2 separate regions of the Mus musculus genome follow, and region 2 is linked to region 1. A link is a loop called in an ENCODE intact Hi-C map of the cell type or tissue named here. Cell type or tissue: left cerebral cortex. All regions are shown on one strand. Each heading gives the region's core, and the rest is flanking DNA. Links, peaks and the distances in the headings are about the cores only.

Region 1 (2,802 bases), core at 289-2,788:
AAGCAAAGCAAAGCAAAGCAAAGCAAAGCAAAGCAAAGCAAAGGAAAGCAAAGCAGGACAGGAAGTAGAACTTACAGGATTTCCAAAATAACTTTGAATGAAGTGGATATCTAGAGCCAACATCTCTAATCCCCCCTCCCCCAGTGAATGGGTACACAGTAAGGCAGGTACATTCAAGTACGGAATTTTCCAGAATTAACTCTCTGTCTGGTCCTGGGGATTGAAGGGAGTGAGTTGAGTCCTAGCCAGATTTTCTGGTTAGTGATTAGCAAAGGAAAAAATCCAGCCATCAAGTGCTACAGAAACAAAGCAGCTAGGCCACGTTCTTCCCACGGAGTAGGTCTATCTGAAACCAGGAGATGGTGCTGGCTGGCATCTGCGTGCAGCCAGCTGTAGCCTGACTGGTCAGCTTAGTGTAGGGATCACGATAGTCAGCAGGAAGAAATGAGATGACAGGGTGAGGAAACATGAGAGTAACACTTGATTTTTGGTGTCCAATTATACGTTCATTTGGTACTGACTTTCAAAGCTCTGACTGTGGCCATCACGTGGCCACAAGCATCTCAGGGTGGCTCAGCTGCTGTGAGGCATTGGACACCGAAATGAAGGTTACCAACACTTCAGCCCTTGAGTGGTCTGTATTACAAAAAGAGTTGATGAAGACCCAGTGAATATTCAAGTAGCTCTGCACAGTGGCTCCACCAGCCCCGTTGTGCTTGTGTCCAGGCCCCTAGCCAGCTGCCTTTTCTTGGGAGCAGCCAGAGCTGAGTTCAAGGCATTGCATGGTGAAGGTTTCCATGACGCGTCTTTGTAGGTAGCTCTTACCCTAAGCCCTTTGTTCATTGTTAGTCATGGTAGATGGTCAGTCTGGAATTCCCAGAGGAAAAGGAGAAGTCACACCTCTCAACAAGCACGAGGCAGGGCAGTATGGCCCTCAGAGTAAAGGCGGTAGCAGACCCCTTCTTGAGAACTGGGCAGCCTGAGGGCAGACAGGTAGGGTGGGTGGGGCTGCTGAGCGCTCAGAGCCTCAACAAGAGATGGGCACAGAGGCAGCATATCCTGCCACCTGGGGAGCCTGTTCCATTGTGTGGCAAAGATTCAGTGAGCAACTGGTTTTGTCCAAGGCATTTCTGCAGTAGAAAAATAACCATCTTTAATCAACCACCCAACTGTGATTCTTCTGGAGTTATAAAAGCCGGAGGCTGAGTGAACTGAGAGGAACGGTTTCTAACGGGGAGAAAGGGAGCGCAATGTAACCTCGCAAACGTGGTGTCCAGAGTCTGCCTTGCTACAGGGGCATGGCTGCAGGAAGCCCCCTCAGGCTTGTGTTCCCTTCTTCCTGAACCTCTAGTCTGTAGGGCCCCCTTGCCAGCTGCACTGGCAGCAGCTCCACGAAGCCATTCTTTGTAACCAGGTAAGTATGATGCAGGGTCACAGTGACACCTAGTGGTAGAGTACGGTGAAGCACAAGTGACATCCACATATCCCACTGCATATGACTAAACTCTAAGGAAAAATACTTATGGATATTAAATTAGATACTGGTTTAAAATTTTTCTATTGGGTATATCTCTGAAATATAAAAATACCAATATTTAGAGGGAATCATAAACTACTATACAATATAAGGGAGGAGAACACCTTTCTCTAAGCTGTTCTGTTTATAATAATTTAGGAAAAGTGATAATCCAGGCTTAACTAAAATCAGCAAACTTGGATATCTGGGCAACAACCTGGGATACTGTACACAATTCTAATGAGTGGAATTTTCCTGAGCCATCAAGTTTAAGTTAAACACATCTAGAAAGGGGCACCTGGAACGAGAGGGGGTTGTGCTCTATTAACTCGGGACTAATAGTGCACGACTGCAACCTGGACAGACACAACAGCAGATACAAAATGATCTCCATTTGTCCATGCCGAATTCTCATGTTACAGAGGTTTTCCCTTTACTTTGTAAATAAACAATAATTTTAATTGTTACTTGTGTGCCTTACTGATCCAGTAAATAAATGAACCATGTCTCAGGAGTCCCTAAGAAAATTGCTGGAAAAGCACTTTAAAATCACTGCAAATGTTTTCTTGTGTTTAAAAATCCTTACTCTTTGAGGCTTATATACAACGTTATTTCTGTGCTATAAATGCTGTGGCCCACTGCTTGATTTCTTTCCTTGTATCTTTTTTTCTTGAAAAAACACACTAGAGACAAGAGTGACTCTAATTTCTAATGAAGACATTACTCACACTTAAATATCCAGTATTTATCAGAGTTACAAATTCAAACAGTAAAGTGCACCCATTTATAGACATGATGTGATGGAAACCCACCAGTGCAAGAATTTTGGGCAAAGGAACATGTTTGGGTGAGAAACCTACAAGCTGAAGTTTGTCACCTGTCTCTACTTAAGGGTGATGTGAATTGAGTGATAAGAATTTGCCAGTTTCATTTAAGATTTGTCTTCCATCCTGAAGCCAGGCAAATGTTCATTGTTGGGAAGGGAGGGGCACATTTAAAATACAGTACTAAGATCAACCATGGCAGTGAAGTAGCAAAGCAGGGCAGGCAGTCTGCATCCAGGGAAGATGCTTGTCTCCTGCCTCAGGAAGCTCCCATTGGTGTTCTTAAGTCAAAAACCACTTGCTCCAGTAGTGGCATGCACTCTCTCTTATAATGGATAGGAAATAATTGTGGTTTGACACTGCTATTTCAGGTGGGGGTAGAGACGCTAACTCTCTTAATTTTCCTGGGAAAATGAGGGACCATGGGTAATAGTGGCAGCTGTGGTGTATTTTTAGGTCTGC
Region 2 (2,802 bases), core at 177-2,676, 110 kb before region 1:
CTTGTCATTTGTCTCCAGTCTGATGTTCATAAGAGTAAGGCAGAGTACTGGCTATAAATACCACTGGCCAAAGCTTTCAGTATCTCTGATTACTGTCATTCATTTTTTTTTTTTTAACTCAAATTACAACAAAAGAATGAAGGTAAGAGATTAGGGAAAGAAAATTCTTCTCAATACTTTCAAACCTATACCCTGCATATAAAAATTCTCTCCTTCTGCCAGTGTTTTGATGAAGTGATGATGTCCAGCAATGCTGCAAATGAATGTGTAAAGAACCACGAAAAGAACAGGTCAAACGTCATCTTTCTCTATTCAGAAATAATGGCGGGATAATGCCACAGACTAAGGTTTCCAAGGATAGGCTGTTTGGGGGAGGGTGAACATCAAGGAGCAAAACCAATGACCAATGACAACCTAGCATTAGGGCTCTGTATCCATGAGAAACACCTGAGATGGGGAAGATCTTGCAATAAATAGCCCTAACAGAAATCTCGCGTGGCCAGGAATGCACGACCACCAATCCAAGCGCCGCATCTTCCTCCACTGCCTCTCTCCCGCCCCCCACCTAGCAACAGAAGCACTGCGACAGGAGTGGGGGAAATGAGAGGGACGGAGGACATAGCTTTGGGGGTGTGACTCCGATCTGAAACCTGCTACTACCATCGAAAATCTTATCTGCCTCAGGCATGTCACAACACCGTGCCTCGGTTTCCCCCGGCTGTCAAAACTAAATAAGAGGCAACGAGTGTGACAACCTCAGCGACAGGACCACAGAGGACCCACCCCCTTGTTGTGGTCAAGGCGAGTTTGCAGGAGAGTTGTGGGGACCGGGGCTGCCGCCCACCTCGAGCGTTCCCCGCCGGCTACACGCTGAGCCCCGGCACAACTCACCTTGTTGTTGTACTCTTCCACGAAGCTGCCCAGCGCCAGGCGAAAGCGCTTGTCCGGCCGCACGCTCCAGTTCATGGCGTACACAGTCCAGGGCGCTTCATATTTGTAGATCTCCTTCCGTTTGCCGTGCAGGGACATGGTGGCGGCTGGGCCGCAGAGCCGGCCAGAGAGGCAGCGGGCTGGGGCACAAGACAGGCGGGGACCCGGGCTTGGGTCCGCGGGTCCGAGGGGAGGCGGGGCCGGGGCGGTCAAGAACGGCCTAGCCCTCCAGCGGGTCCTCGGCTACACACACTCACACTCGGCCGGGCCCGACCACCAGTTTCAAACCAGCTCGGGCAGCGCTACCACCTTCCGTTTGGGATGCCGGCCCGCCCTCTCGGAACGGAAGCCACGCGACCCCGCAGCGGCGACGAGCGTTGGCTGCCGGGTACGTCCTTTCCAAACTGTTCCTTCTTTTCATTGGTCGACACAGTTGTAGCGCCCGCGCCCTCCTTACTATTGGTGAAAATGTTTGTCATTCTGCTCATTAGCCCCGCCCAGCTCCTGGAGGCGGGCTCTTTTGAAGTCCCAAAGATCATTGGCTACCCAAGATGTCAGTCAAGGGGATAACGGCGCAGTGCGGGTGAATGGGGGCGTGGGTGGCATGGGGGCAAGTGTGCCCCTCTACTGATCCAAATTCTAGGCCAAGAGTAAAGCCTGCTATTTCTCCTCTGCTGCTGCTGTTCTGATCACCTCTCTCCACTGACAGTAACTGTCAAACCTACCTTCATGGAGGACCACCTGCGTTTATTACATCTCCCTATGTCCGGCGGTCCCTCAGTCTTTGCCAAACGGGAACTCTCTCCAGCTCCAATGCCCACCTTTTAACTGTTCTCTTTCAGGCATGATAGAAACGTCCAGGGACAGGCTAGATTGATTAAGGCTTTCCTGCGCTTTCCTACAGACACTAAAGAGACTCCTGAATTCTGGGATCGATTTGCAAATGACCTGGCTATTAGTCACTTACCTTCTTCCTCTGGGATGTTCAGAAGCCAAATGGTAATCCAACTTTAAATGCTTATATGCCATGAGTTTGAAATGCAGAAAAACCTGGATCTAGGTACACCAATATAAATGTAAATTCTTTCAACGATATTGAAAGGGGTTGTATTGAATTGTTAGGCAGTACTTTAAAACACGTTAATTTTACGTGTATTTGTATGTGCCCGAGTATAAGTAAGTGTACTACATGTGAACAGTTGCCCACGGAGGTCAGAAGAGGCATTCAATCCCCTGGAACTGGAGTTAGTTACAGATGGGAATCCAACCCAGGTCTGCTGCAAGAGCATCCAGTGCCCATAGGGCTATCCTACCTCTCCAGTCTGTAAAATACAATTTTTAATGGATACAAACACTTGGAAGCCTTGAGGGACAATAGTATACACTTATCAACCATCTTTTAGTAATGGCCACCTGTATGAACAAGTCTACTGGGCACTTTTATTTTTACATAGAGCCTAGGCATGGTGTTACACACCTCTAATCCAGCTCTTGGGAGGTAGAGTCAGGAGAACCAGAAAGTCACTCTTATCCTGGGCTACAGAGCCAATTAGAGGCAGCCTGGGCTAGTTGAGAATCTGTTTCAAAATAATAAAAGTTAAAAGAAAATTAACTGGATACCTAGGTGTGTATTTTATTGAAACGTTTTATTTCTGTGCATATCAGGAAATTTGGTCCATAGTTTTCTATTGGTTACATCATTTCTGATTTTTCAGTGGGTTAATAATGGTCTTGTAGTACAATCTTAGCGGAGGTCTATCTATCTATTTTACGGAACAGGTCTTTTTTGTTTTGTTTTGTTTTTTCGAGACAGGGTTTCTCTGTATAGCCCTGGCTGTCCTGGAACTCACTTTGTAGACCAGGCTGGCCTTG

What was found. Peaks named below come from ENCODE experiments on the same cell type or tissue, not always from the same donor. Only the 100,000 strongest peaks of a DNase experiment are listed, where the experiment ranks them.
Region 2: it touches region 1 in a loop (3-fold over the local background); 23 of 42 quality-filtered maps call a loop at or near these places.

Annotation. Positions count from the first base shown.
Region 1 is chr11:105,925,857-105,928,658 of GRCm38, reverse strand. Tanc2 (tetratricopeptide repeat, ankyrin repeat and coiled-coil containing 2) reads right to left here. Exons shown (of 26, transcript NM_181071.3): 26 at 1-2,802. Among named protein-coding and RNA genes, the nearest start is that of Cyb561, 17 kb to the left of the region's middle. In left cerebral cortex, for the core only: CTCF peaks have their summits at 1,245 and 1,445 (motif pointing left); a DNase peak (open chromatin) is centred at 1,439.
Region 2 is chr11:106,035,351-106,038,152 of GRCm38, reverse strand. It overlaps Kcnh6 (potassium voltage-gated channel, subfamily H (eag-related), member 6), which reads right to left. Exons shown (of 13, transcript NM_001037712.2): 13 at 2,559-2,802. Dcaf7 (DDB1 and CUL4 associated factor 7) reads right to left here and starts at 1,281. Exons shown (of 7, transcript NM_027946.3): 1 at 892-1,281. The coding sequence starts at 1,029. In left cerebral cortex, for the core only: no CTCF peak of the experiment used is centred there; DNase peaks (open chromatin) are centred at 508 and 1,373; H3K4me3 peaks cover 1,768 bases; H3K27ac peaks cover 1,711 bases.